Linked DNA regions of Homo sapiens: regions 1 and 2 are each linked to region 3. A link is a contact called in ENCODE Hi-C or POLR2A ChIA-PET data. All regions are on one chromosome and are shown on one strand. The core of a region is the stretch at or near the end of the contact, and the rest is flanking DNA. Distances in the headings are between cores, read along the strand shown.

What was found. A loop is a pair of places that touch in the nucleus more often than their neighbours do. ChIA-PET counts read pairs that join two places held with the same protein, here RNA polymerase II (POLR2A). Pooled maps may share reads with other maps.
Region 1: a map of CD4-positive, alpha-beta memory T cell shows a loop between it and region 3 (9-fold over the local background). The contact joins the promoter of GATAD1 here to the promoter of CLDN12 in region 3. A Hi-C loop is called at or near these places in 1 of 168 maps with a recorded cell type or tissue (CD4-positive, alpha-beta memory T cell) and 11 of 50 pooled maps. POLR2A ChIA-PET finds 5 or more read pairs at or near these places in 1 of 52 experiments (Panc1).
Region 2: a map of CD8-positive, alpha-beta T cell shows a loop between it and region 3 (4-fold over the local background). The contact joins the promoter of SRI here to the promoter of CLDN12 in region 3. A Hi-C loop is called at or near these places in 3 of 168 maps with a recorded cell type or tissue (CD8-positive, alpha-beta T cell and naive thymus-derived CD4-positive, alpha-beta T cell), 4 of 37 single-sample maps with no recorded cell type and 18 of 50 pooled maps. POLR2A ChIA-PET finds 5 or more read pairs at or near these places in 2 of 52 experiments (B cell and activated CD4-positive, alpha-beta T cell).

What each region holds. Positions count from the first base shown.
Region 1 is chr7:92,446,183-92,449,112 of GRCh38, reverse strand. GATAD1 (GATA zinc finger domain containing 1) reads right to left here and starts at 1,631. Exons shown (of 5, transcript NM_021167.5): 1 at 1,135-1,631; 2 at 236-361. The coding sequence starts at 1,383. RefSeq lists an enhancer at 462-511 and a silencer at 942-1,711.
Region 2 is chr7:88,218,727-88,221,635 of GRCh38, reverse strand. SRI (sorcin) reads left to right here and starts at 1,598. Exons shown (of 8, transcript NM_003130.4): 1 at 1,598-1,660; 2 at 2,694-2,777. The coding sequence starts at 1,610. SRI-AS1 (SRI antisense RNA 1) reads right to left here. Exons shown (of 3, transcript NR_120517.1): 2 at 2,412-2,887. RefSeq lists silencers at 1,376-1,875, 2,523-2,612.
Region 3 is chr7:90,401,865-90,404,767 of GRCh38, reverse strand. CLDN12 (claudin 12) reads right to left here and starts at 1,307. Exons shown (of 4, transcript NM_001185072.3): 1 at 1,219-1,307. RefSeq lists an enhancer at 602-1,127.

The DNA of each region.
Region 1 (2,930 bases), core at 382-2,881, 2.0 Mb before region 3:
TTCCAGGGGAAAAAATAAAAGCTAAAAAACAAAAAGGAAAGAGTATTATTAACTTTATAAACAGTGAGCCTCCTGCAACAGAGCTCATTCCCTTTTGGGGAATCTGGACCATTCCCCAGAATACTAAGGAAGGGCTACCAAGGGCAGAGTCCAAGTTCAATGGTGAGAAATGAAGGCAGTGGCAGGATACACACAACGTCATTACAGTAAAAGGCACTGTCCACAAATATCTTACATTTTTCAATTTAAATATATGTCTTCTCCCTTTTCCTTTGGTGGAGACTTTCTTTTCAGCAGCCGGAGCAGATTTGTATTTAGTGTTTCTGAGCCGAGCAGACCTCCTGTGAATTTCCTGCTTACTCTGTTACACAAACAAATTAAAGAACAAAAAGAGAAAGAAGTAAAAAGTGCATAAAGGTTGCAGTACAATCATCTTACAAGGATCCCAGAGTATGTACTTTATAAGAGCATTTAACAATTAAGATTGCCCTTTTGCTTTTCAAGAGAAGTAATTACAGCAACTAGGCTAAGTAAAACCGGAAGTTCAGCACCCGGAATCTCGGAGCTCGCTGGACAGGCGTCTCCAGAGCCTCCAAAAGGTGTGAGCTGCTTGTAATAGGGCAGGAGGCGGGAGTAGGAGTCAGTCTTGACCAAGACAAACACTATTCATTTGTTGTGTCTACAATAGAGAAAAACACTTAACAACTTTACTCCCTAAGGCCAGAGAACGTAGTAGGTTATGGCGCCCCCTGCAACGGAATACTTAAGCTGCCATTTACAATAATGACATAATAATCTTACTTCATAACCTGATATGACAAAACCTTTAACAAGGAATGAGGTCCAGCGCCTGCATTTGTGGCATGACACTGTATACGACTGTGTAGACATGTGTATATTGAGATTTTCTTAAGGGCTTTACATCTTGGTTCTTATTGCTTTGAATTTCTTACAATAACAGGTGCTTCGGAATGGGCCAAACGAAAGATCTCAGTAGGAGGTGGGGAGGGGCGTTCCAGCCAGCAGGAGCACGGCGATCGGGGAAGCCCGCGCCCGCCCGCTCCCAGCCAGCCCGTCCCCGCCCGCCTAGCACCTGGTCGGCCTCCGCCGGCGGGAGGGGCCGGAGGAGCTCACCTGCTTGCCGCCCCCGCCCCCGTTGCTCTGCGGAGGGGTGGCGGAGGTGCTGGCGAAGGTCGCCGCGCCGAAGCCGCCGCCGCCGCTGCCCCCAGTCCCTCCAGCCGCCCCCGAGCCTGCGCCCCCGCTGCCCGCGCCGCCCCGGCCAGTGCAATGATGGCAGAGGATCTCCCCCTGCGCTCCCTTCTTCCACATGGAGGACGACGTGGTCTTGCATACGCTGCAGGTGGGCTTCAGGCCCAGCGGCATGGTGGCCGGCTCGGGCGGCCCCCGCGGGCGCAGAGACACGGGAATGGCGGACGGTAGCCCGGCCGCCCCCTGGTCGGCCCGCCACTCCCGGCGATAGGAAGAGCGGTGAGAGCGTCGGCACGGAGCTGCCGGTGAAAGGACCAGGCCGCTGGCGCTGCCCCGTGGAGGCGGGAAGCGGGTTCCGCCGGCTCCGCAGGCGGAGGCCAGGATTCCCTGGCCCGAGGCACTGGGAAGCAGGACTGGGAAAGGGATCTGGCCGGGGTGGGGGGGACGCGGAGACTTCCGGCGGTGAGCTGGCCCCAGGGCCCCGCAGCCCGACCGCCTGACCGGAAGTGCAGCACCCGGAATTACTGGGAGCTTGCTGCAGTTCCGCTTGCTGTCGCCTAGGGGCAGGGTTCTCAAACTTTTTGGTCTCAGGCCTAGAATTTGCCGGGTAAAATACAGGACGCCCAATTAAATGTGACTTTCAGGTAAACGACGAACAATTTTTTTAGCGTGAGTGTATCCCATGCAATAATGGTTTATCCGAGAGGCGTTTAACTGGGGGTCCTGTATTTTTATGTGCTAAATCTGGCAATCCAGGTCTGGCGTGGTGGCTCACGCCTGCAATCCCAGCACTTTGGGAGACCAAGGCCGGCGGATTACTTGAGCTCAGGAGTTCGAGATCAGCCTGGCCAACGTGGTGAAACCCCTTCTCTAATAAATATACAAAAATTAGCCGGGCTCAGTGGCGGGCTCTGGGGTAATCCCAGCTACCCTGGAGGCTGCGGCAGAAGAATCTCTTGAGCGCGGGAGGTGGAGGCTGCAGTGAGCCAAGATCGCGCCATTGCACTCCAGCCTGGGGGATAGAGTGAGACTCCGTCTCAAAAAAAAAAAAAAAATCTGGCAATCTTACTTAGGAACCCTTTACACTCTTAAAAATTATACTTTGGACATCGCCCTACACCTCCCCCATGTCTATACTTTTGTTTAGTTGAATTCAGAGCATGCCGTTTATGGACATCGACAAAGGGTTCAGAAAATGCCATCCACTGACATCTATGTATTAGAAATTGAAATTGAGACATTTTACAGCCTAAGATGTCAAGCGCACATTCTTCAGCCGTTGGATAATATCGTTGCAAATCCTGTGGACTCTGAAGAGTATACCGATTAGAGAATGCGGAGAAAATCGAATAGCTGGCTGTTATTCAATTCAAAACTGTTGGAAAACAGTTTTGGCTCTGAGGACCCAGCAGTTGACAAACAGCAGGCCTGGGACAAGAGCAGTATGAGAAGTCAGATCGCCTCTTTTAATGTCACTAGTCAGTACAGGCCTCGCCAGACAAGTCTCTCCTCAGCCTCACTTGGAAGAACATGCCCTCTCTTCATGATCCTGGGTTTCCTAGACTTAGTATCCTTGGAAAGGTCTTGATGAATATATTGTGGTGGGAAGCAGTGGGGAGAAACAAACGCCTATTATGTCACAAAACCACATTTAGTGCTTATAACAACCTTGGAATGAGATATTATCAGATTTTACTGTTAATTGGTGATCAACGGAGGCA
Region 2 (2,909 bases), core at 349-2,848, 2.2 Mb after region 3:
CAATTCGTATAGCCGTTTATCCACGAAGCTAATTCTGCAGTACTTAAAAATATTTTATATGCTTTATACTTCTTTCAAACTTGAGTCTTGAGCTTGTACTCAACATCGAGTTCGGCCCTGACATCTACTCTTTATAGTCGGTTACCTCTTTCTGAAGAAACAGGCTTCCAAAGAGAGACCAGGGGACTCATTAGATGTCTCATCTACCTTGATGATTGCTACCTTGATGATTGAAAACAGTAACCTGCTTCCTGAATCAAACACAAAACAGGCAACATGCAGTGTCTTTGCTATGCCACAACAGGGACTATTAGAATTTTTCTCACAATTCGGACTTTGGTTTTCAAAAGGGCTTGCGAGGGAAGTTACACACAAGAGAAAAACAATGAACCGAATGAGGACAATAGCCCACGAATTTAGAATGGAGGAAGCCCGTCCACCACAGCGAAAAAGCACAGTACCACATTGGCGGGTGCTCCAATATTTGTGAAATGTTGATGACCCTTTAAATGTTTCTGTGCAACCTCCACAACAAATACTGTGAATCTTGCTTATTAATGCGTTTCTCAATACGTTAAAATTCAGGAAATCATTAAGTCTAGTCCTTAACAGTGAAGGGCAAGCAATTTTCTGTCATTGAAATTACACAAAACAAAACAAAAAGCTCACGCCTGAATTGCTTCGGACTATTCAACTGGAAGATAGAAAAATATATGAAGTAAAGAAGAATAACCTACATAGAAGTTCCTATCTCTTATCTTCCTGAATACTTACCAGTACACTATTAGTTTGTTCTAAACTTTTCTTATATAAAAAGTAGCTGAATACTTTTAGGGAAATGGATTGTTTTGTCTGAATCATCCAGATAATTCAAACAATTCATTTTCCTAAGAACGATATGTGTGAGTCTGTCCTGCCCGGAAAATGCCCTCTGTCCTACTCAGGACACAAGTCACGCTCAGCTTAAACAGGCAAGGAATTGTCCCCTAGGAAGGAAATACGCCGTTGTCGTTCAGTGAACTCTGCAACCAACAGCAAGCCAAACTCTCCCTTGCACACAGTTCGTCAAGTTAATTCTTATTTTCCAAGGGCGCTTTCGTATTTCCATCTTTCAAAGACTCCTTCACCCACTGGCACCTAAGGCTTGCCCTAACGCATCCAGCCCCTGCCTCGCGATGGTGCGCTCCGCTTATAATAGCTCCGTCCTGTCCAATAAAGTTGTTTAAAATAAGAAATGTGCCAGATAATAGCCAAGTCCGAAGGAAAAAAAAAAAAAAAGAATTCCTGGGGTGGTGTATTGGTGTTGGAATGTGCCATTAGTTTTGGAGGGAGGAAAGTCCCTGGTGTGAATTGCCTCGCAGGTCGTAGGCCGCCACTGGACCTTCAGTCGTGCACTGCATTAGCGCCGTAATGGCAAAGATACGAAGAAGCGCGCAGGCAGGGGAGCCACGGCCGCGCGCACAGGCAAGAGCTGGAGACGACTGCGGAGCGCGTCCCCCACGCCCGCGTGGTGCGCTCTGGGGCGGCCCCCTAGCGGCAGGGCGGGGCGGGGCAGGGGGCGGAGAGGCCTGGCGCACAGGGCGAGGGCGGCTGCGGCGCAGTCTGCAGCATGGCGTACCCGGGGCATCCTGGCGCCGGCGGCGGGTACTACCCAGGCGGGGTAAGTGCTGACTGCGCGGGATCGCGGCCCAGGCGGCTCCGGGGCGCTAAGAGGCCACCTTGGAGATGCTGCGGCCAGCGGGGTGAGGCGCTGCTGGGCGGCTACCCGGGCTCCTTCCGCCCTCGGCTTCTCCCTGCGCTCGCGGCCTCGCCCTAGGCCCCTGGGGTTCGGCCTCTCCCCACGTTTCCCCGTCCCTTCTCCTGGATGGCCCTGCGGGGCCAAGGTGAGGGTGGATTGGGACCCTAGAAGCCCACCCTGCGGCTTCTCGGATACGCGGCGTGAAATCGTGTTAATTGGGTGTTGGCTGACCCCCACCCCACCCCACCCCCGCCTTCTTGGTTGCCTCCCAGAGCAACAACAGTCATTTTATTCTAGAATGATATACCTTCCTCCCTTTAAAAAACAAACAAACAAACAAACAAACAAACAAACAAAAAACGAGTGAGAAGGGGGACGGAAAAAAAGGGAAAACCTGCTGAAGTAAAAGACCTGTAGGAAGGCAGCCTCGCCGGGCGTCTGGGATGCGCGTTGTCTTGGGAACTGTTTCCGAGACAGGCAATGTTCCCTCGCCACCCACGAGATACAGCCCGGCCGGACACCTTACTCTTCCCTAGGCTACACCCGTCTCAGAATGTTACCAACTCCAGCCTTCCATCGTTCATAAAACGCTCTTAAAATACCATAAATGCTGTAACAACAAAAGGAGAATTTGAAGCCCTGCCATTCGTTGGCTTACCTAGTTTGCACTCACCTCAGTAACCTTCAGGTTAATAGGGATTTTAAAAGTTGCTTTACATATGTAGACATCACTTTCACAGCAACTCTTTATGGTCTAAGTCGCCAGTTTTTAAATTACGGGGTGTGAATGGAAGAGAGGGGTGGAGTGTTGGCAGAGTGTGCCCGGTGGTGGGGAGGTGAGCCTTGTGAAGGGCGGGCAGGCGGGCAGTTGTCTGGCCTTGCACAAAAGCCCTCAGTGGTGAAAGAAGAAAACTTGATTCGGCAGAATGACGTGTATGTGTTTCCTGTTTCACAGTATGGAGGGGCTCCCGGAGGGCCTGCGTTTCCCGGACAAACTCAGGATCCGCTGTATGGTTACTTTGCTGCTGTAGCTGGACAGGTTAGCTTTTCCCTTTAATATTAAAGAGCCGTTATTGTCTGCATTTGTGGTAGCTTTTGATATAGTGACACAGAAAAGCGAACTTCCTGTGGTACTGAGTCCCTTTGCTTCTGCAAAAGAAAAAAAAAGTTG
Region 3 (2,903 bases), core at 58-2,557:
GAGGATGAAAAACACTTTGCTGTCTTGGGAATATATGATTGATATTTAATGAATGTTTTAGATCATTTTCATGACTACGGTGAAAGGATAAGGAAGGTGGTGAAAGACTGTGCAGTTGTCTTGGAAGTAAAAGAAATTTTCTTTTACATTTTTAAAAAAGGACACTGACAACAAGACCAGACAAAGTTGATCTGAATTCTGCATCCTGAAATTTGCAACCAGAATGCTTAAAAAAAAAATAGTTCCACCAATGGCTCAACCTGATACTTAAAGATGCTTCTATATATCTACTTTAAACATTAGCCACTTCCTCTTCAAATACCATTTATCTCAAACAGGTAGGATGAGAATGGAAACTCATTATTATGTGCGCCTGAGAGTTTCCTGGATTGAGGCGTTCATCACTAGCCCTATTACGATCATTATGTAGAATGCTCTCTGCAACTGGCTGCTCGGAGATTTCAGTCAAGTCCCCCCCAACCCCTCCCCCGCCCCAAATGTGTTTCTTGGGTTGGTATCAATCATAATTGCACACTCCAAAGTCAGAGGAAATCGTTTTACAATTAATAACGCACAATAGAATCCTTGAGCAATCATTTTAAGTGAGGTCACCAAGTCTGACCTTTCCCTAACGTGGCTATGGGCCCCTTACAAGGCCGGGTGCACAGAACTTACAGGAAAGCAAACCAAGCTTCCAGAGCAATCCGCATCCCCCTCCGCCCCCCTCCTCCCCCCTCCGCCTCCTCTCCTCCTCCCTCTTTTCGAAGAGCCCTGTGTGTGGTAGACCCAGACCTGGCAGAAGGAAGAAAACGCCCTACTAGTTAGAGCCAATGGAGAGAGACCGCAACAGTGACTGTTAACGCTCTCAGAGCTAGCCCATCCCTGCAACACTGAGTGGGTTTGAACCGCAAGCAGGTCATCATTACGCAACCAGCATCAGCTGGTTATTCAAAAATAGCAGCTTGGGCTCCCCCACAAACCCGCGCCAGCAAAGCTCCCAGTCCTTGGCGGCTCCGGCAACACACCTCGACATTTCCATACTCCTGTGTACAAAATAATTTTTTAAAGCCTTACCAAATACCTACTCAATTTTCACATCCACAGATGTGGTCAGCGTTTTCCAACGCTCCTGATTCTCCTGGATTTAGCCATTTTACATAAAATCCTCAGTTACTTATGCAAAAGACCCAGAAATCGGAACATCTTGACCACACCTACCTGCTTCTCACACGCAGGGCATTTTACTCGCCCACACTGAGGAGCCTCTTGGAGCGTCTCCCTCTCAGCGTCCCAGGAAGTGCGTTCCCAGCGAGGTACACCGGAGGCTTCTGGGAGCGCAGTCAGGTTTTCCCGTGGCCCTGAACGGCAATGCCCTGGATGGCTGGGACTACAATTCCCAGAATCCACTGGGCCGCCAGCCGCAGGCAACATCCTGCGACCACCTCCTGCCCTTCCCTTTCTCTGCCTCCACCTCCCCGGATTTCTCTTGCACCTTATGTTCCGTCTAGAATTGGGTTATCGGTTAAAGAAAAAAAAAAGGCAAAACGAAACAAAACTAAAAGTAGTTTTGAGTTGGATACCTAAGTACCCAGGTGACTTGAAGGTGACTTGCCCGTAGGAAGGTTAGCAAAAATTCTTAAATCTGGATTTTTTTTCCCCTCAAAGTGTTTATCTAGGCAAAAAGTAGAAAAAGAGCTCAAAGTCTAGAACCAAACAGCCCAGATTTGTATGGGGCTTTGCTGTGTATTGATTGGGTGGCCCTGGGAAAGTTATCTCTACATCTGGAGGTTATCTGGAAAAATGGGGATAAGATCACCCACATCATACTGTTGTCTTGAAAACTGAGGGACCTAATATAGCTAAAGTACAGTATAGCTAGCTATTAGATATTTGAACTAATTTTACTCTCCCACACAATTTCTACTGTCCTGTCCCTTTCTCTGTTGGCTTCTCTCCAATGTGAAGTCCTGCATTAGTGAATGAATATCTGAATTAAACTAAAAGATTCCAAAGTCCTAAATAGCAATGATCTGATTTTTTAAAAAATAAAGGATGCTGAAGTGTTGTGATGCCTACTACTTCGAAATGATCACACATACACACACACATACACACACACAAATGGATATAAAGTGTGGCAAAGTGTATAATTGTTGGATTCATGAAGAATATGTTTGTGGGTGTCTCTTGTACTATTCTTTCAAATTCTCTGTATCTTAGAAATTTTTCAAAATAAAAAGAAGAAAAAGTATCATAGTTTATACAAAAGGATGGCACCCATCCCAAGTAAGTATAACCTTGGCAAGTAAGGTAACCCCTTTGTGCCTCAAGGTCTCATCTGTAACAGTATATCTACATCAGAAAATTGTGATGAGGATTAAATGAATTACTACAGAGACAGTTACAACAGTATCTGACGCATAATAAGGACTATATGTTTGCTATTAGCATTTTCCATTTTGCGTTGCTCTAGTAACAATGAGACTATTTGTCAGAGACTTTTTAAAAAGGGAGGGTAGAGAGGCTACTATCAGTCCACTGCTACCTCCTTCTTATGTGTGATACTGCTTTAGAGGATGGATAAGGTTATCTAAGGCCAGAAGCAATCCGATCCCAAAGCCAGACTGGGAAATGTAATAATGAGGAAGAAAGATAGCATTGGGTGGTGAAAAGATTTCTGGGCTCCAGGCCAGCTCTGGCAATAGCAGATGGATAATAGCAATGTGACAAACGATAATCACTTATTTCCTCTGAACTTCAGTTCTCTCATCTATAAAGCTGAATTGAATCAAATAACTATGTACAAAATCATCTTATAACTTATTTCCCAATCACTGATGAATACTGCCTGATTAGAGGACTTTAGCTGGGAGGTACTTGCAATTGATTACAATAATTTTAAA